Linked DNA regions of Homo sapiens: region 2 is linked to region 1. Evidence: read pairs that join two places in POLR2A ChIA-PET (ENCODE). Cell type or tissue: OCI-LY7. All regions are shown on one strand. Each heading gives the region's core, and the rest is flanking DNA. Links, peaks and the distances in the headings are about the cores only.

Evidence for each region. ChIA-PET counts read pairs that join two places held together with the same protein. Peaks named below come from ENCODE experiments on the same cell type or tissue, not always from the same donor. Only the 100,000 strongest peaks of a DNase experiment are listed, where the experiment ranks them.
Region 2: POLR2A ChIA-PET joins it to region 1 with 31 read pairs; 3 of 35 experiments call an interaction of 5 or more read pairs at or near these places.

What each region holds. Positions count from the first base shown.
Region 1 is chr1:150,782,964-150,794,294 of GRCh38, reverse strand. It overlaps the pseudogene LOC100132571. Among named protein-coding and RNA genes, the nearest start is that of CTSK, 20 kb to the left of the region's middle. In OCI-LY7, for the core only: no CTCF peak of the experiment used is centred there; a DNase peak (open chromatin) is centred at 6,164.
Region 2 is chr1:150,646,568-150,657,276 of GRCh38, reverse strand. GOLPH3L (golgi phosphoprotein 3 like) reads left to right here. Exons shown (of 5, transcript NM_018178.6): 5 at 8,529-10,709. The coding sequence ends at 8,956. Among named protein-coding and RNA genes, the nearest start is that of ENSA, 22 kb to the right of the region's middle. RefSeq lists an enhancer at 9,911-10,412. In OCI-LY7, for the core only: no CTCF peak of the experiment used is centred there; no DNase peak of the experiment used is centred there.

The DNA of each region.
Region 1 (11,331 bases), core at 1,398-9,397:
TGTTGGTTCCACAAAAACTTAAACATAGAATTACCATATAATCCAGCAATTCCACTCCTGGATTTAGATCCAAAATAATTGAATGCAGGGATTCAGATACTCATACACCAATGTTCTTAGCAGCATTATTCACAAAAGCCCAAAGGTAGAAACAACCCAGTGTCCATTAACAGATGAATGGATAGCCTAATGTGGTAATATTCTACACAATGGAATATTATTCAGCCATAAAAAGAAATAAAATTCTGGTTGGGACGGTGGCATGCCTGCATAGTCCCAGCTACTAGGGAGGCTGAGGTAGGAGGATTGCTTGAGCCCAGAAGTTTGAATCCAGCCTGGGCAACATAGTGAGACCCCATCTCAGGTAAAAGAGAAAGAGAGAAGAAAGAAAGAGGCCGGGCACAGTGCCTCAAGCCTGTAATCCCAGCATTTTGGGAGGCTGAGGTGGGTGGATCACTTGAGGCCAGGAGTTCGAGACCAGCCTGGCCAGCAAGGTGAAACCCTGTCTCTACTAAAAATACAAAAATTAGCTGGGCGCAGTGGCTCATGCCTGTAATCCCGGCTACTTGGGAGGCTGAGGCACAAGAATCGCTTGAACCCTGGAGGCAGAGGTTGCAGTGAGCTGCGATCGCGCCACTGCACTCCAGCCTGGGAGACAGAGTGAGACTCCATCTCAAAAAAAAAATATATATATATATATTATTTAGCCATGTGATTCCAAATTAAATATTGCTCAATCATTTTGTTGTTATTCTTCTCTACTTCTCTTTTGGTCCATATTAGCAAATTCTGTCCCTGCCTCTTCAAAATATAATATGAATCTGGCCGTTTCTCTCTCCCTCTAGCATGACCACACAGTTTAAGTTCCCTTTGTTTCCCCCTAGTCTTATGTGATAGTCCTCTAACTTCCCTACTTCTGCACTACACTCCACCCTACAGTCTGTTTTTCCCTGTACAAAACTTTCCCATTACTCTTTCATTTATTTAACAAATATTAAGCCTTTACTGTGAGTCAGGCACTGTTCTGGTAATTCAACAGTGACAAAAATTCAAGACCTCATTGGGTTTATATTTTAGTGAACTTAGAATATAATACAGAAGTATTAAGTGGCCTACAAGCAGCATGATCTGGTCCCAGGCTGTTTTTTTTGTTTGTTTGTTTTTTGAGATGGAGTTTTGCTCTTGTTGTCCAGGCTGGAATGCAATGGCATGATCTCAGCTCACTGCAACGTGTGCCTCCCATGTTCAAGCGATTCTCCTGTCTCAGCCTCCTGAGTAGCTGGGATTACAGGTGCCTGCCACCTTGCCCGGCTAATTTTTGGTATTTTTAGTAGAGACAGGGTTTCACCATGTTGGCCAGGCTGGTCTCCAACTCCTGACCTCAAGTGATCACCCGTCTTGGCCTCCCAAAGTGCTGGGATTACAGGCGTGAGCCACCAGGCCCGGCCTTTTTTTTTTTTTTAATTAATTAATTAATTTATTTATTTATTAATTTTTTTTTTTTTTTGAGACGGAGTCTCGCTCTGTCGCCCAGGCCGGACTGCGGACTGCAGTGGCGCAATCTTGGCTCACTGCAAGCTCCGCTTCCCGGGTTCACGCCATTCTCCTGCCTCAGCCTCCCGAGTAGCTGGGACTACAGGCGCCCGCCACCGTGCCCGGCTAATTTTTTGTATTTTTAGTAGAGACGGGGTTTCACCTTGTTAGCCAGGATGGTCTCGATCTCCTGACCTCATGATCCACCCGCCTCGGCCTCCCAAAGTGCTGGGATTACAGGCGTGAGCCACCGCGCCCGGCCTTAATTTATTAATTAATTTATTTTTTTTTGAGACAGGGTCTCACTCTGTCACCCGGATTGGAGTGCAGTGGCACAATGACATCTCACTGCAGCATCGACCTCCCGAGCTCAAGCGATCCTCCCACCTCAGCCTCCCGAGTAACTGGGACTACAGGCACATGTCACCATGCCCCACTAATTTTTGTATTTTTTGTAAAGATGAGGTTTTGCCATGTTGCCCAGGCTGGTCTCGAACTCCTAGACTCCAGTAATCCACCTGCTTCAGCCTCCCAAAGTGCTAGGATTAACCAGTGTAAGCCACTGCGCCCGGCCCAGGCCACCTGTCTGACTTCATTTCAGTCTGTGGTGTTACGGACAATGGTTATCTAAACAAAATTAGAATGCTGTTAGAAATAAGGAGTTATTCAAGAAATGCTCATGCCTGTATAACAGAGTGCTTATCAACTCCTCTTCCCCGGTGAGAGACAACCCAGGGCCTTATTTGGTTACAGTGTTCAACTCTTAAGACCAGGATTTCTGGCTGATGATTTCTTTCTGATTTCCTTCTCAAATTTGGATATGGCTCCTTGAGGCCTGGCAAGCAGATGCTTAATATTTGTTAAATGGGAAAGTTTTGTACAGGGGAGTGATGTGAACTGGGGTACAGGGAAGAATAGACTGTAGGGCGGAGTGTAGCGTGGAAGTAGGGAAGTTAGAGGGCTGTTACGTAAGTCTAGTGGGGAAATGGTGGGAACTTAAACTGTGGTCATGGTAGAGGGAGAGAGAAGTGGCCAGATTCGCTTATACTGGGTAAAACTTAAACTATCTTAGCCAATATATCTTTAAAAAAAATAGGAACAGAGTAATTACAATGAAAACTCTAATTCTGCAAAGAGGAGAATGGATGAAAAATAGCACACAGTTATTGTTGATCTGTAGCATAATTTATGTCCTGCTAGGCAGGAATATGGAAGACTCCTTGCCTGGCAGTAGAATGAGTTCCTTGGCGAGGTAACTGGGAAACTCGAGGCTCGCTCTCTATGGGGATCTTCTTTATGGTCTAGCATGGCTCCTGCTTCTTCCTGCTAGAGGATCTTACTTGTCTCTTATTCTCCATGGCTATGCCAGAGATGGGCACATGGAAATGCCCTTTCTGGGCATGCCCTACTCAACTTTAGCTGTGGTACAAATTGGAAACCTAGAAAATACAATAGATTGCTGGGCCTGGGGTTTCTTTGGCAATACGTTCCCATAAAAGCTCAGTAGCTTTTGGTCTGAGTTGTCACACCCAAAAAATGTTTTTCTAGATAAAATGTTTAAACCTGAGAATTTCAAACTCCTAGGAATCAACCTCAGTGCTGTGCCATCCCCTGACCTCCATTTAATGGTACTTGTCCAAGTAGCTCAAAATAAAAGCCATAAGAGCAGATGTATACCCATAATCTGAGCTTTGCCCTCTTTTCTGGGAAAATGCTTAGCTGGAGGTGCATGACAGAAGCCTGGAACTCTGGTCTTATTTCTTGCTAAATCTTTTGCCTCCTTGCCTCTGCATTAAGTTTAGTTTGGTGCTTTTTATTTATTTTTTTTGAGATGGAGTCTTGCTCTGTTGCCCAGGCTGGAGTGCAGTGGTACAATCTTGGCTCACTGCAGCCTCTGCCTCCTGGGTTCAAGCGATTCTCCTGCCTCAGAGTAGCTGGAATTACAGACTCCCACCACCACACCCGGCTAACTTTTGTATTTTTAGTAGAGATGGGGTTTTGCCATATTGGCGAGGCTGGTCTCAAATTCCTGATCTCAAGTGATCCGCCCACCTCAGCCTCCCAAAGTGCTGAGATTACAGGTGTAAGCCACCTCGCCCGACCAGTTTGGTACTTTTTCTACCCTATAGGGCTCTAAACTATGGGATTTTATATTGCAGGCTATAGGCAGAAAGAACTTCACTTAGCAAAGCGATATATTATTCTCTCTACGCTTTTAGATAGAACACTTTCAGATTAAGTTACTGAGTAACTTTCTTGTATTCTTTCTTGTTTTTTGTTTTGTTTTGCTTTTTGCTTTTTTTTGAGACAAGTCTTGCTCTGTCGCCCAGACTGGAGTACAGTGGTGTGATCTTGGCACACTGCAACCTCTGCCTCCCGGGTTCAAGCAATTCTCCTGCCTCAGCCTCCTGAGTAGCTGGGATTATAGGCGCCCGCCACCACACCCAGCTAATTTTTGTATTTTTAGTAGAGACGGGGTTTCACCGTCTTGTCCAGGCTGGTCTCGAACACCTGACCTCACGTGATCCACACACCTCGACCTCCCAAAGTGCTGGGATTACAGACGTGAGCCACTTTCTGAAGCCTACAAAAGGAGCCAACATATGCCAACATGCTGAATTTTTCCTATCATTTCTTTCTCTTCTTTTTTTTTTGAGACAGGGCCTCACTCTGTTGCCCAGGCTTGAGTGCAGTGGCACAATCATGGCTCACTGCAGCCTCGACCTCCTGCACTCAAGTGATCCTCCCATCTCAGCCTCCCGGGTAGCTGGGACTACAGGTGTGTGTCACCACACCCAGCATGTATTTTGTAGAGAAGGGTTTTGCCATGTTGCTCAGGCTGGTCTCTAAATCCTAGGCTCAAGCAATCCACCTGTCTATCTCCCAAAGTGCTGGGACTACAGGGGAGAGCCACTGCGCCCAGCACTACCATTTCTTCTCATACCACACTCCAGTGGGCCTGTGGTCTTACCCCAAAACAATAGGCAACAGATATTTCATGAATTCATAATTTCCAGTTTGGACTAGAGTCCTCATTGCCCTATCCCCACGCCCTCCATTCAGCCAGTTCCACATTTTACAGTTTGTAACTTCTACCAAATTCTGAGTCAGCCAAAATCGACTACTCTTCTTTGCAACAAAGAACCTCGTGATACAGGTCTTGCAGGCTGTGATTGTGTCACATGCTCATTCCCCAACCAGTCATTGTAGCTGGAGGGATACAAAACTTTGACAGGCTGGCCTTGGGACCTATGCCCACTCTTGAAGCTAGGGGCAAGATTGGTTCTATCTTAAGCCCAGGAGTGTCAGGGTTTCCCCATTTTAAAATCAGGGTGCTGTTACCACGAGAAGGAGGAAGGGAAGCTGGTGAAAAAAAGTATACTTCCAACACCTTTTAGCTTAGCTATTCTCAACTTTCCCATATTACTATAGAGAAGACAGATGTTGTTCACATTTTCGACACATTTCCACGGACACGCTCACAAAATAATATCAGTCGTTGGTAGCTACCCATAATTCTCCCCTTCTCTCTCCCAGAAAGCATACTGGAATGCACATCTATCAACATAATATTATTATAGGGATAATCTGCTGAATTGGCTCTAATTGTTAAACATGTCACTTTCAAACTGTTGGTACTTTTTTATTAGTAATACATTTCTTGTGACTTACTTTGTAATTAATTGTAACACATCAAATGTGTCACACCAATTGTTATTCATTTGTTAGGGGAGGGGTCTTATCACTGGCTTCTAGAGTACTCCCTAATTATGTCTTATTTTGTTCTCTTGGTAAAATTAAGCTCCTTCTTTGAGTACACATTGCTAGGTGACAAGGAGTACTTGTAGGATAATGGGGGATGTCTACTAGGATCAAATAATGCACCAAGCAGATAAGCTACACAGAATATCAGAAAGAATATATATTTTCAATTCAGAACATTCCTATTTTCCCTAATGACTCAAGAATTCTGTTTTCTTTCTTCAGAAAGTTATTGCATAATATTAACATAAAGTTAATTGAGGGGAAACTCAACATTATGGTAAAATCGTCTTTTCTAGTCCCATATTCTCCTATAGTCCATGAAGGGTATTCCTCACCTCACCTTTGTGCATTTCTTGGACAGTGAGGTCAGTAAGAAGTAAACTATTTTATTATGAAAATAATGTATGTTATTAAATTCCTAGCACACTTGGGTAAATTAACAGAGACTAGAACTAGCATTGGAATGAATCATCCTAAAATTCAAAATCCTTTTCTTTAAGACTAAATAAGGGTAGGGCGCAGTGGCTCACGCCTGTAATCCCAGCACTTTGGGAGGCTGAGGCAGGTAGATCGCCTGAGGTCAGGAGTTCAAGACCAGCCTGGCCAATATAGCAAAACCCTGTCTCTATTACAAAAAAAAACAAAAAACAAAAATTAGCCAGGCGTGATGGCGCGCCTGTAATCCCAGCTACTCAGGAGGCTGAGGCAGGAGAATTGCTTGAACGTGGAGGTGGAGGTTGCAGTGAGCCGAGATTGCACCACTGCACTCCAGCCTGGGCGACAGAGCAAGACTGTCTCTCTCTCTCTCTCTCTCACACACACACACACACACAGACTAAATAAGACAGAGAAACTTAAAGCAGCTGATTTTCAGGGGGCATGAAGCTAAGAGATGGTTACTTCAAAAGCTTGAAAAGGTACAACTGTAACAAGCAGGGACAAAGCTTCCTTATTTTGCTTTCATTTCTCCTTTTCCACGTTATTCAGGAGATGTTGCCTCGTTTGTGATGAAAGGGAGTCTGCATTCCCGATAAGACTTAGTGTTGTGCAGCATTCTGGATAAGACTTAGTTGTTGTGCAACTGTTGTGCAAAACATTTGCCTTGTTTTTTTGTTTTCAATCGCTATTGAAATAAATTTGCAAAAAGTGTGCCCCATTTCAGGGCAATTTACAGCTTTGCAAAAATCCAGTTTACAGCTTTGGAATGTCACAGGATGATGTGTAAGTTTATAAAATACCTTAAGTGATACAAGGATAGATTATCTAATGACATGTTCCCCTAATGTATTCAAACACTGTATGTGTTTACAGACTTTTGCATACCAGGAGGAGATTCAAAGAGAAACCTAAGGCTTAAAGCCTCAGAAGCCACTGCCAAGTCATGATGAACCAGAAATGAAGACAAACCATGTAGAATATTATAATTAGGAAAAGTTAATTCAATGAATGTTTATTGATTATTATCTAAATATGTGTTAAGCCACAGTGCAATACAAAGATGAGTAGGACAAGATCCTGTATTTTCAAGTTAGCTAGTGAGATAAAACTATCTTACGTGCTACAAATACAGAATCAGAATTTCGTGGTACAATTTGTATCGTGCAAGTGTAGCTAGAGGGAAGAAGAGTTGGGGTAGTTAGAGAAGGCTCTGAGGAGGCAGTACTTGAAGTGGATCTTGCAGAACAAAGAGGCCAAGGAATGGAGAGAGCCATTCTAGAAAGGAGGCAAGAATGATTGGGCAACTGGGGAGGTCCATGGGACCAGCATGGCTACATCAGAGGCTGAGTTTTCAAAATCTGGGGTTTTGTTTGTTTGTTTTTGTTGTTGTTGTTGTTGTTTGAGACTAGTCTTGTTCTGTCACCCAGGCTGTAGTGCAATGGTGCGATCTCAGCTCACTGCAATCTCCGCCTGCTGGATTCAAGTGATTCTCGTGCCTCAGCCTCCCAAGTAGCTGGGACTACAGATGAGGCACTAATTTTTATATTTTTAGTAGAAACGTGGTTTCACCATGTTGGCCAGACTGGTCTCAAACTCCTGGCCTCAAGTGATCCACCAGCCTCGGCCTCCCAAAGTGCTGGGATTACAGGCATGAGCCATCAGATTGCCTGAGCTCAGGAGTTCAACACCAGCCTGGGCAACACGGTGAAACCCCATCTCCACTAAACTACAAAAAATTGGCATGGAGGCGTGTGCCTGTAATCCCAGCTACTCGGGAGGCTGAGGCAGAGAATTGCTTGAACCAGGGAGGCAGAGTTTGCAGTGAGCCGAGATCGCGCCACTGCACTCCAGCCTGGGCAACAGAGCGAGACCCCCTCTTTAAAACAAAAACAAAAACAAATTGAGTAAAATGCTCAGGAAAGGGATCCAGAGCATGGGGAAAGAGCCTTGGAAGGCAGGGGCGCAGGACTTCATGCAGCAGGCAACAGAAAACATTTCTAGAAAACAGCATGATAAAAATGTGTTTTAGGAGCACAGTTTGGCAGTGATGTGCAGGATGAGATTCCACAACAGACTGGAATGAAGGTGCTGAAATAATTTAAATCATCAGAAAATATTTATTTAGTGTCTGCTGACCATCGCATCATATACTGTGGAGGACACGAAGAAGAGTAGGAGCTACAGGGCCCCTGTACTTTATGGGCTAACAGGTAGTTACATAAGGCAAAAATACAAATAATTATCATATTAAACAGAAAATTAAGAGGATGGTTTTTCTGCGCTCAGTCTATGTGTCTGCCACAAGGAGCCTCAAAGCCTCAAAGCTTGGTAGAAGCTCAAAAAGTGACATCCAGTTGGGGATAAAGAAAGGCTTTTTTTTTTTTTTGAGACGGAGTTTCACTCTTGTTGCCCAGGCTGGAGTGCAATGTGCGATCTCGGCTCACTGCAACCTCCGACTCCCGGGTTCAAGCAATTCTCCCACCTCAGCCTCCTGAGTAGGTGGGACTACAGGCATGCGCCACCACACCCGGCTAATTTTGTATTTTTAGTAGAGACAGGGTTTCGCCGTGTTGGTCAGGCTGGTCTTGAACTCCTGACCTCAGGTGATCCACCCGCCTCGGCCTCCCAAAGTGCTCGGATTACAGGCGTGAGCCACTGCACCTGGCCGAGAAAGGCTTTTTGTAAGAGCTATTTTCAGAGATGGGCCATTAAGGAGGAGCAGAATTTCAAGCAGCAGAAATGAGAAAAGGAAATTCCAGAAAGAGAGAGGCAACACGATAATTTTGGGAAAGCACTACTTTAAAAACAAGGTTGGTTCACTTCTAGGTCAATGGACAGTTTTGTCCTCTTGAACAAGTTAGCCTCTCAGAAGTTTAACTTCTCCTCTGTAAAATGAGGATAATAATATCTACCTCATAGAGTTGTGAAGATTAAATAATAATGCACAAAGAGTCTAGCACACTCATTGGCATATAATTGGCATCCAATTAATGTTAGCTAGGACTATTAGGATCATTAAGCAAGTCAACAGTGCAGAGGGTGACAAGCATAGATGATCTGGAAATATGAGGAAAACTAGTTGCTTAGAGTATAAGGTTCTTGTGTGAGGATAGCAAAGATGAAACTGCAAAGATAGAGCAATGCTTTTGTTTTGTACAGCATCTGAAATACTGGAATAAGGACTTTGGTTCAAATTAGTAGGCAATATGGAAGTATTGAAGAGTTTTGACACAGAAAATATTTTTGTTTGTTTTTATTTTTTTAGAAGGAAGGTCTTAGTCTGTCACCCAGGCTGGAGTGCAGTGGCAACCTCCTGCGCTCAAGGGATCCTCCTGCCTCAGCTTCTCAAGTAGCTGGGACTACAGGGGTGTACACTGTGTCTGGCTTTTATTTTTTGCAGAGACAGGGTCTCACTATGTTGCCCAGGCTGGTCTTGAGAACTCCTGGCTTCAAGGGATCCTCCCTCCCTTGGCTTCCCAAAATGCTGGGATTAAAGGTGTGAGCCACAGTGCTGAAACAGGAAATAGATCTATAATTATATAATAATATATTTTAAAAATATTATTCCATATCTATATCTATATTTATCTATATCTCTATCTATCTATCTCTATCTATATCTTTTGAGATGGAGTCTCATTCTATCACCCAGGCTGGAGTGCAGTGACATGATCACGACTCACTGCAGCTTTGACTTCCTGGGCTCAAACAATCCTCCTACCTCAGCCTCCAGAGTAGCTGGGACCACAGGCGCATGCCACCACACCCAGCTAAATTTTGTATTTTTTGTAGAGATGGGACCTTGCCATGTTACCCAGGCTGGTCATGAACTCCTGGGCTCAAGCAATCCTCCCGCCTCAGCCTCCCAAAGTGCTGGGATTACAGGCGCGAGCCACTGCACCTGGTCAAAACAGGAAATCTTTTGATCAGAACTCTGCTTTTGGAAAAGCGATGAGGGCTTAGACCTGTGTGGTCGAATGCAGTAGCCATTAACTGCAAGAAGCTATTGAGCACTTGAGATGTGACACTGAAAAGTTCAAATTGAGATGTGCTGTAAGTATAAAATACAAAACTGGATTTTTTTTTCTGAAACAGCTTTTTATTAAATGGCAAAGCAGAATTGCAGCACAATTTAAATGTCTGTAAATTAGGTCACAAAAGGGATGCAAAATGTTTGCAGTTTGAATATTCTAATTCATACAGGTAAAGTCATTCATCAACTCTTACACCAATACATAAGATTATTCCATGATTAAAAGTAGCCCAAATCTAATAACCATAGGCTATATTAGTGGATCTCTTTTCCTATTATAAGATTTTAGCATTACTTCTGATACTGATTTCTTTACCAAATGGAACCTATAAATTTTTAAAATTTGAGGCCAGGCTGGGCGTGGTGGCTCATGCCTGTAATCCCAGCACTTTGGGAGGCCATGGTGGGCAGATCGCTTGAGTCTAGGAGTTTGAGACCAGCCTCGGCCACATGATGAAACCCCGTCGCTACAGAAAATAAAAAAATTAACCAGGTGTGATGGCACGTGCCTTTAGTCCCAGCTACTTGGGAAGCTGAGGTGGGAGAATTGCTTGATCTTGGGAGGCAGAGGTTGCAGTGAGCCGAGATTGTGCCACTACACTCCAGCCTGGATGACAGAGGAAGACCCTGTCTCAAAAAATAAATAAAATAAGATAAAACTTGTTAAAGGATAATAACAAAGGATGACTGCAAATCAAGTAGTTGAGTTGACAGAAAATTCTGAGAGAACAAGTAAGATAAAATACTGAGAAGATTGTCAATAAGCATATATGCGAAACACTCCTATTTCATTCACAATTCTAATACTACTGCACTGCGAAGGAATTTTGCAAAAGTTGATCTGCTGGGTACAAATAAATCTAGAGACCAAACTCTTTGTAACTGTTCTCTTCTAGATGTGGCTTACATAAAGTTAGTCAAACTTAATCCACTTCCGTATATATTTCCCAAAAGATCTACTCTGTGCCAGGGATAACAAAATCTGGAGTGAAAATATTCACAGTTCGTCACTACTGTTTACCAAGTACTTTTTCACCCTATTTCTATTTTTCCTCTAAATTTTGTATTTTAAACATACACTTGACCAACTTATCTTTCCAGATAAGATGAAGTGAGTTACTTTGTGCAAAAACAAATTTTTAACAACAAATCTTCCTAAGTTGACAATTCAGCCTCAAAGAAAAATCTTTATTTTTATAGCTTCCCTCTGTTTTAAATGGATTAAAGAGAAACCAGCATTCTTGTCTTAATACTAAATATAAAAAATGACAAGCCCTAGCTGTTTCTCAGATACAGATACTTTCTGTATCTTATTTTGGTTAAGTTTCAACAATTAAAGTGCAGGTTACTCTCTGAGATGATTAACTATTAAAATGACTTTTACAAATGTGAAACCAATTCTTTCCTTCGAGGAAGGTAAAGAGGAAGAGGCAAGTGGAGAAGAGGCATAAGATGACGGACAGGGTACATGAGGCTACGCATTCAGTGTATGATTCCGGTCACTTTTTCACAACGTGTGGTTATTTTTCTTGTATATCTTAGTAAGCCTCTAATAAAAGACA
Region 2 (10,709 bases), core at 2,710-10,709, 140 kb after region 1:
CAGCCATTTGATTCCCTTCAGTTAAATGTCCGGGAAGAGGTTTATGAGCCCTAATGTGAGTGATGTAAAAAGGGTGCATTCTACTCCTAACTGCTGTTTCTAACTGGGTAAATAAAGTCATCAGTTGTTCATCTGTATGAAATCGTAACTGAGCATTTTCAATTAACTGTGTGGAATGAACCACATATGAAGAATCAGAAATCACATAAATAGGCATATTAAAAGCAGTCAGTACCTCAGTTACAGCTACAAGCTCTGCTTTTTGAGGTGAAGTATAGGGCGTCTGGAAAACTTTACCTTTAGAGCCAGAATAAGAAGCTTTACCATTACCAGACCCATCTGTAAAAACATTCTCAGCACCTTCAATTGGTTTAAATTTAGTTATTCTAGGGAGAATCCAATTAGTTAATTTCAAAAATTGAAACAGTTTCATTTTAGGAAAATGATTATCGAGAATACCCACAAAGTTAGCTAAGTGGGTTTGCCAAGTAAGATTATTTATAAAAGCCTGCTGTATTTGTGCCTTCGTGAGAGGGACAATAATTTTTTCAGGATCATATCCTATAGTTTAACAATCCGAGTTCTCCCATTTCCTATCATGGTAGCGATTTGATCCAAATAAGGAGTTAGAGTCTGTGAATTAGTATGTGAAAGAAAAAGCCATTCTACTAAGTCCTGCTCTTGGACAATAACACCAGTAGGTGAATGCTGAGTTGGAAAAATTAGCAAATCTAGAGTCTTCTCTGGATCTATTCTATTTGTTTTAGCTTTATGGACTTGCTTTTCGATTTGCTGCAGCTCTGCCTCAGCTTCTTTTGTTAATTGCCGAGGGCTAGTGAGACTAGGATCTCCTCTAAGGATAGAAAATAGATTGCTCATGGCATAGGTAGGGATGCCTAGAGCAGGTCGTATCCAATTAATGTCCCCTAGTAATTTTTGAAAGTCATTTAATGTTTTCAATTGATCCCTATGTATGGCTACTTCTTGTGGCACAATGGTAGTGTCATTTACTAAGGTCCCCAAGTAGGAGTAAGGTGTAGTAGTCTGAATTTTGTCAGGAGCTGTAATTAAACCAGCACGAGAAATCGAATTTTGCAAGTGATCATAACATTGGAGTAATATTTCTTGAGTGGGGGCAGCACAAATACATCATCCATATAGTGAATAATGTAACACTGTGAAAATTTTTTACGAGTAGGTTCAATTGTTTGCCCTACATAAGTCTGGCAAATTGTTGGACTGTTTAACATGCCTTGTGGCAACACTTTCCAGTGAAAACGCTTAGCAGGCTGCAGGTTGTTTACTGCAGGAATTGTAAATGCAAACCATTCACAGTCTTGCTCAGCTAAGGGGATAATAAAGAAACAGTCTTTTAAATCTATAACTATTAAAGGCGAATTTTTAGAATTGTAGTAGGAGAAGGCCGTCCTGGCTGTAATGCTCCCATAGGTTGTATAACTGAATTGATGGCTCTAAGATCTGTTAACATTCTCCATTTACCTGATTTTTTCTTAATTGCGAAAACTGGAGAATTCCAAGAGGAAAATGTTGGAGCTGTGTCCGTTTTCTAATTGTTCATTAACGAAGTCCTTTAAAGCCTCTAGTTTCTCTTTACTTAGTGGCCATCGTTCTATCCAAATTGGCTTATCTGTTAACCATTTTAAAGGTATAGGCTCTGGAGGCTTAACAATGGCTGCCATCAAAAATGATATCCTAAACCTTGGCAGGAACTTTGTCTTTCCACTTGAAGTGGTTCCTTCAAACCTTGCAAATTTTTTCCTAGTCCCATACCAGGGACATGCCCCATTTCATGCATCATATGTTGATTTTGAGGGCTATATAATTGCTCTGGAATTAGAACTTGTGCTCCCCATTGTTGTAATAAATCTCTTCTCCATAAATTTATAGGTACATAAGTTATAACTGGTTGAATAGTCCCAGGTTGTCCATTGGGCCCTTCACAATGGAAAATGTAACTACTTTGATACACTTCAGGGTCCTTACCAACTCCAACTATGTTAAATTGGGCGGGTTGAATTGGCCACGCAGACGGCCAGTGCTGTAGAGAAATGATTGAAATGTCTGCTCCTATAGCTACCAAACCTTTAAATTTCTTTCCCTGAATAGTTATTTCACAGGTAGGACATTTATCAGTAATTTGATTCATCCAATAAGCAGCTTTGCCTTGTTTATTTGTGCTTCCAAATCCTCCTGTTCATTTAATTTCACTTTTCCCCATTTCCACATACGGTACAATCAGGAGCTGTGCTATACGCTCTCCTGGCTCTGCTTTCCAGGGAACAGAAGTAGATATAACAATTTGAATTTCCCCACTGTAATCTGAATCAAGGACTCCTGTATGTATTTGTACTCCTTTTAAACTTAAACTAGATCTCCTAGAAGTAATCTTATCGTTCCCGCTGGCAAGGGTCCACAGACTCCTGTTGGGACCTTTTGCGGGAGTTCCCCAGGCAGAAGGCTCACAGCTTTTGTGCAGCATAAATCTACTGCGGCACTACCTGCTATGGCGGGGGACAGATATTGTACAGGGATGAGGGAATGGCCTAAGCTGGAAATGCCCCGGTTTGGAACAGGCCCAGACGGGCCCCTCATGGCGTTTCCCAAATTTAAAAGGAAAAGGCTCAAATGTAGCCATAATATTTCCCTGTTGATCTGGAGGGTGTATCCTAACAGGGAACTGCTTGCTGATTATTTCTTCTGCTTCTTCAAATTTGTTTTTCGTTTTTTGTTTTTTTGTTTTTTTTTTTTAAACGGAATGTCTTGCTCTGCCTCCCAGGCTGGAGTGCAGTGGCACAATCTTGGCTCGCTGCAACCTCTGCCTCCTAGGTTCAAGCACTTCTCCCTGCCTCAGCCTCCCGAGTAGCAGGGATTACAGGCTCCCACCACCACACTAGCTAATTTTTGTATTTTCAGTAGAGATAGGGTTTCCCTATACTGGCCAGGCTGGTCTTGAACTCCTGACCTCAAGTGACTCACCCACCTTGGCCTCCCAAAGTGCTGGGATTACAGGAATGAGCCACCATGCCCAGCCCCCCTAGTATATTTTTTTATTTCAGTTATTATAAGTTTTAGCTCCAGAATTTCCTTTTGGTCCCTTTCTCTATCTCTTTATTGATATTATCATTTTGCTTCTACATTATTTTCCTGTCTTTATCCATTTTTTTAAATATTTGAGCATCTTTAAGACAGTTGTGGCTGGGTGCGGTGGCTCACACCTGTAATCCCAGCACTTTGGAAGGCCAAGGCAGGTGGATCACTGGAGGTCAGGAGTTCAACACCAGCCTGGCCAACATGGTGAAACCCCGTCTGTACTGAAAATACAAAAATTAGCTGGGCGTGGTGGTGGGCACCTGTAATCCCAGCTACTTGGGAGGCTGAGGCAGGAGAATCACCTGAACCTGGGAGGTGGAGGTTGCAGTGAGACAAGATTGTGCCGCTGCACTCCAGCCTGGGTGACAAGAGTGAAACTCCATCTCAAAAAAAAAAACAAAAGATAGTTGTAGTGGGTGTGGTGGCTCACACCTGTAATCCCAGTACTTTGGGACACTCAGGTGGGAAGATCACTTGAGTCCAGGAATTTGAGACTAGCCTGGTCAACAGTGAGACCTCATCTCTACAAAACATAAAATTAGCTGAACATGGTGGTACATGCCTATAGTCCCAGCTACTCAGGAGGCTGAGATGGGAGGATCAGTTGGGCTGGGGAGGTGGTGGCTGCAGTGAGCCAAGATCACACCACTCCATTCCAGCCTGGCAACAAAGCAAGACCCTGTCTCCAAAAAAAAAAAAAAAAAAAAAAAGTTGCTTTCAAGTCTTTCTCCAGTAAATCTAACATAGGAGGCTGAGGCAGGAGAATCACTTGAACCCGGCAGGCAGCGGTTGCAGTGAGCTGAGATCATGCCATTGCACTCCAGCCAGGGCGACAGTGTGAGACTCCGTCTCAAAAAAAAAAAAAAATAAAAAAAAAAAGATTTATACCAAGTTTAATTCCAAGGAAACTTTACTTCTATATAACTCTATTCCCTCTCCCTCTTTTTGTGTTAATATTGCTATATGTTTCTTTTCTTTTTTTTTTTTTTTGTTTTTTTGGCTTTTGGGTTTTTTGTTGTTGTTGTTTTTTGTTTTGTTTTGTTTTTTTAGACAAAGTTTCACTATGTTACCCAGACTGGTCTTAAACTGCTGGGCTCAAGCAATCTGCCCACCTTGGCATCCCAAAGTTCTGGGATTACAGGCATGGGCCCACCATGCCAATATTGTTACACGTATTACATCTCTATGTGTTACAAATTCAACAATTCATTGTTGTAATTATTAAAGAAGAGAAGAAAGCACAAATATATACTTATAGAGTTTGTTATATTAACCTCCTTATTTACCATTTCTGGTTTTCTTCATTTCTTCCTGTGGATTCAAGTTACCATCTGTTGTCATTTTCCTTACTTCAACACAACTTTTTTCCCACCCTCTTTCTTTGTGCTATTATTACATTTCTATGTGTTATAACCTTGCGCAAAAGTTTAAAAAGTTAAAAATTATAACTCAACAATAACAATTATATAAATATTGTTTTGTGCAATTGCTTTATAAATCAGTTGAGATGAAGTATCCAATTATACCATCTTTTTTATTACTTACATAATTACTTTTACTGTTTGTTCACGTGGATTCAAATTACTGTCTAGTGTGTCCTGCTCTCAGCCTTAACAACTTCCCTTTAGTTTTAGTATTAATATTTCTTATAAGCAGGTCTGCTAGCAGTGAACTCTTTCAGATCTAGGAATGTATTTATTTTTTCTCCTTTTTAGAAATTTTTCTTTGCCTTCATTTTTGTTTTGTTTTTTTTAGGGTTTTTTTTTTTTTTTTTTTTTTTTTTTTGAGACAGAGTCTCACTCTGTCACCCAGTCTGGAGTGCGGTGGCACGATCTCAGCTCAATGCAACCTCCACTTCCTGGGTTCAAGTGATTCTCCTGCCTCAGCCTCCTGAGTAGCTGGGACTACAAGTGCATGCCACCACACCTGCTTTGCTTTTATTTCTGAAAGATAGTTTGCCAGTTATAAGATTCTTGGCTAATAGTTTCTACCCTCACTTTGAATAAGTCTACTCATTCTTCTGGCCTGCATTTTTTCTAATGGGAAGTCAGTTATTAAGCTTACAAAGTTCCACTGTGATGTGATAAGTCATTTTTCTCTTCTGCTTTCATGATTTTCCACTTATTTTTGGTTTTCAACATTTTTACTATGATGTTGGATATGGGTCTCTTTGTGTTCATCCAACTTGGAGTTTGTTGAACTTCTCCAATGTGTGGTTGAGTGTTTTTCATCACGTTTGGCAAGATTTTAGCCATTACTTTCTTGAGTATTTTTTCTGCCTCTTTCTCTCCTTTCCTTCTGGTGCTTCCATTTTATGTATGTTCATCAAGTTGATGATACTTTATATTTCTCTGAGTCTGTTCATTTTTCTTCATTCTCTTTTCTCCTTGTTCTTCATATTACATAATTTCTTTGATCTCTAAGTTTGCTAATTCTTTATTTTGCCAGCTCAGATCTCTTGTTGGATCCCTTGAGTGATTTTTTCATTTTGTTTGTTGTACTTTTTTTTTTTTTTTTTTTTTTGAGTTTCGCTCTGTCGCTGAGGCTGGAGTGTAATGGTGTGATCTTGGCTCATTGCAACCTCCGCCTCCTGGGTTCAAGTGATTCTCCTGCCTCAGCCTCCTGAGTAGCTGGAACTACAGGCACACACCACCATACCCGGCTAATTTTGTATTTTTAGTAGAGACAGGGTTTCACCATATTGGCCAGGCTGGTCTCAAACTCCTGGCTTCAAGTAATCCGCCTGCCTCAGCCTCCCAAAGTGCTGGGATTACAGACGTGAGCCACCATGCCCAGTCTGTTGTACTTTTAAACTCTAGGATTTCTAAATGGTTTTTTTGTTTTTGTTTTTTTGAGATGGAGTCTTGCTTTGTTGCCCAGGCTGGAGTGCAGTGGCACTATCTCAGCTCATTGCAGCCTCCACCTCCCAGGTTCAAGCGATTCTCTGCCTCAGCCTCCTGAGCAGCTGGGATTACAGGTGCCCACCATACCTGGCTAATTTTTGTATTTTTAGTAGAGATGGCGTTTCGCCATGTTGGCCAGGCTTGTCTTGAACTCCTGGCCTCAAATGATCCACCCACCTCAGCCTCTCAAAATGCTGGGATTACAGGCGTGAGCCACCGCACCTGGTCTAAATGGATCTTTTTTATAATTTCTGTCTTTATTTATATTCTCTATATGATAAGTCATGGTTTCCCTTAGGTCTTTGAACATATTTATAAAAGCTGCTTTATAGTCTTTGTAAAGTCCAACATTTTAGCGTTCTCAAAGGCAGTTTCCATTGCCTGCTTTTTTTCTTCTGAATGGGTCAATGGGTCACAATTTATTCTTTGTATACTTCATACTTTTTTGTCAAAAACTGGACATTTTAGATAATTGTGCAACTCTGGATACTACACTGCAGCTGTCCCCAACTTTTCTGGCACCAGGACAGGTTTCGTGGAAGACAGTTTTTCCACTGGGGTGGGAGACGGGGGGATGGTTTCGGTATGATTCAAGTGCATTGCATTTATTAGAGTCTCACAAGGAACATGCAACCTAGATCCCTCCCATGTGCAGTTCACAATAGGGTTCACACTCCTGTGGGAACCTAATGCCACTGCTGATCTGATGGGAGGCAGAGCTCAACTTTACTCACCCATGGCTCACCTCCTGCTGTGCAGCCGGGTTCCTAACAGGCTGCAGACCAGTACCAGTCCATGGTCCAGGGGTTGGGGACACCTGCTATACTGGTTTCTCCTTCCCACTAGAGGTTGATTGTGTTGTTTGCTTGGTAATTTGTTTCCTTAGTGACTTGCCTGCAGCAGCTCTCTGAAGTCTGTTTCTCTTGTAGTGTGCAGCCTCTGATGTCACTGCTCATATTTTCTTGTTTTTATCTTTTGGCCTAACTCCCTGTGTGTTGCCAGTGGGTCAGTAGAAGCCACTTATTAGTCAAAGGTTGTGCTTAAGACCTTTTAGCCAATTAAATTTTTTTATCCTTTACTGTTGGATATGTGTGTGTGATTTTGACATAGCCATCACAAATCAGGGAGTTTACATTTTGCCCCACATTCAGTGAGGAACTAGCAGCTTGGAAGTTCCCTCTCTGATTTCTTCTCGGAGAGAGTACATCCTTGGACATACACCAGGGATGTATGTGATTTTTTTAATTTTATTTTTATTTTTTATTTTTCATTTCTTGAGATGAAGTCTCACTCTGTCACTCAGGCTGGAGTGCAGTGGTACAATCTCAGCTGACTGAAACCTCCGCCTCCTGGGTTTTCCTGCCTAAGCCTCCAAGTAGCTGGGACTACAGGCGTGTACCACCACACCCGGCTATTATTATTATTTTTAAGCTTAGCTTTCTAGGAGTTGCCTCTGAGTTAGGGTAGCTTATTGTTCAGCCAGTGTTGGTTCAGTGGTTGTGCTTTAGCCCTTGGTGCCAGTGAAGCATCCACCCTTTTTTGATAGATCTATGTGTGGTCTGGGGAATACTCTCAAGTCAAGCCCCACGTCCTGCTCTGATTGCTCCTGAGTGGGTGCAGCCTGGTGCAAGCACACAGTCTTCCCAACCCCCAGTGTTGGTCATGATTCCAGAAGGACTTTTCTTGGCTTTCTGTTTCTCTGGTTCTGCCTGTTAAACTTCTGGAGGCTTTGCCATTTGGGTTTGTCATACCAGTGCCATAGAGCTAGCAGCACCTTGTAATTGCTCTCCACCAAGATCTCTATGGTTTTCAACACCCTTAGGCATAGAATTCTCCACACTGTGTTCCAAATAAAGTCAGTCCTCTCAGGCAGAGCTTTGGAGCTCTTCATTCTTCAGGCCTTCCTTCCCTCCTGGGCAGAACTTCTGCACAAGGGCCCACTTCTCCTACAGTGATACCCACCTGCTGTATGAGTAGGTGCTGGGGGAAAGAGGTGTTAGCCCCTGGTCTTCTTGACTTGCCTTTTCTGTTGCAGAATCTCTAATCTACGAACAAGCTGGAATGGGAGCAATTGAAGTCTAAATATTGTCAGCCTACCAGGCCTGGGATAGAGCTTCTGCTCTACAAATAGGGTAGGGAACCTCAGTCCTCTTAGCTTCACCAGCAAATAGAACTTCCACAATATAGAGTAGAAATCATCTGGGAGAGACTGGTGTCCTAAATAGAATTTGAAAAATACATAAATAATTACAGTGTCACAGAGGTCACATAAGAACAGAAATAAAGTCTATAAGCTCTAGCAATATGGAAGTCCTTGGTGACATTTTTTGAAGCTGGTTTAATGTGAAATGTGGTTGGAGTCAAAGCCAGATTATAAAGGACTAAGGATTAAATGAATTGAGGAATGAAGATTATGCTTTTAAACATTTTAGCCATTCAAGTTTCCAAACAACTACATGTTTCATTTTGCTTTTCTCTTTCAGTTCATTATGTCCTATTTCTTTTTTCTCATAGGTGAGACCTGGAACCCCTTCAAATTACAGTACCAGCTGAGAAATGTACGAGAGCGCATCGCAAAGAACCTAGTAGAGAAAGGTATTCTAACCACTGAGAAGCAGAATTTCCTGCTATTTGACATGACTACTCATCCAGTGACCAATACAACAGAGAAACAGCGACTAGTGAAAAAACTTCAAGATAGTGTACTAGAGCGGTGGGTAAATGACCCTCAGCGTATGGACAAGCGAACACTAGCACTCCTGGTGCTAGCCCACTCCTCTGATGTGCTAGAGAATGTCTTCTCCTCTCTGACAGATGACAAGTATGATGTGGCAATGAATCGAGCCAAGGACTTAGTAGAACTGGACCCTGAAGTGGAAGGGACAAAGCCTAGTGCCACAGAAATGATCTGGGCTGTGCTGGCAGCCTTCAATAAATCTTAAAGCCGGCAGGTGGATTTCTCCTTTTCCCCTGCTGGCTGGTGACTGTCAGAGACCCCATCACTGAGTTTTGTGTGATGAGATGTTTTCATCATTTTTGTTTCCTTTTCTTGAATCAGACTTGTGATTTGGGGAGAGCAACTTCAGGGCTTCTCCATAGACCTTGACCATTATAAGCAGACCTTATTTCTCCCTACACTTCCACTCCATAGGTAAATAAACTGGGTGAAGCCACACACACCCAATGAACATTTTCTCCCATTTGGTGGTTTAGTTTCACCCAGTGTGCTTTTGGATAAGCAGAAATATCTAAATGGGATTTTGAGTTCTCCAGCTATAGAATGTGAATGAGATAAAAAGTGAACTATCTATTATATTTTTCTGAGTTTGTTTTCTATCATAAATACATGTTTTCACAGCCTTTGTCTCTCAGACTCTGCTAAATAATGTAGCTTATTGAAATAACTGTCGCTGAATAAGGAGCAATGAGAAACAAAACTAATTTTTGGAGCAGATGGTCTCTGGAATTGCATATCCTGCTAGTGATTTTCTCATCTTTCCTTTTCTAACCTAATGAGAATGTCCCAGATTCAATTACCTGGATGTCAAAGTCCTAGAGCCAGAAATATATTCTCTCATCCCTCTTAGCATTCTCTTGCTCCCTCATTCACTAGGGCAAATGTCTAAATGAAGAAAAGTCTCTCTCAACACCTCGTTCATGCAATCAGCATTAGAATTTGTAAGGAAGGAAGGGGGGTGGCATGAAAATTTCCATTCTTGGGGTATATGACTGTCCTGTTTCCCCCAGGCCACTTTTTTTTTTTTTTTCTTTTGAGACAGGGTCTTGCTCTTGCCCAGGCAGGAGTACAGTAGTGCAATCACAGCTGACTGCAGCCTTGACCTCCAGGGCTCAAGGATCCTCCTGCCTCAGTCTCCCAACTAAGTGGGACTACAGGCACGTGCCACCATACTCAGCTTTTTTTTGTTTGTTTTAGACAAGAGTCTCGCTTTGTTGCCCAGGCTGGTCTTGAATTCCTGGGCTCAAGCAATTCTTCCACCTCAGCCTCCCAAAGTGCTGAGATTACTGGCTTGAGCCACTGCACCCACCCCTCCAGACTACTTTAAATGTCTCTGCTCTGACTGAATTGAAGGAATTGTAAGTTTCAGTTGCTGAATATATCAGTATATCTGAACTCCAGATCTTTTTATTTCCTATTTTTGGCTTCCTACATAAATTAATAAAGTCTGTCTATATTTAAGGTTTCTGGGAGTAGTTTTGTCTATATTTAATCCATAGATGTGCTCCTAGTCATCAGTCTTATTTCAGTAAAACCATCTTTCTGGCCAAATCTCTAACACGTTTTTTACTTCAGTAGTGAGGGCAATGAGAAGCTTTATTAAGAAAGATCCTATTTAAAGGGCTAATTTGGTATTGAAAGCATGCTGATATAAAGTCCAGTATTTGAGGATATAAAGAGGATGTGCACTGAGCTGTGCTGATGTTCAGCATTTATTATACTTTAATGGGATAGTGCTTCTTGACCATTATAGAACAACAAACTGTCAAAGGGTTAATACAGATGACCCAGACCTGACATTAAATCCTCTTGATTAGAAATAATTAAATGAATTATTTATTCATTTCTCTCCTCTGCCAAATCTACTTAGCCCCACAAAAATGCCCCAGCTCAGTTAACATTTTTTTGTTTTTCACTTTAGGTATCTCTTAGGCAAATAGAGATATAAATTGTAATAG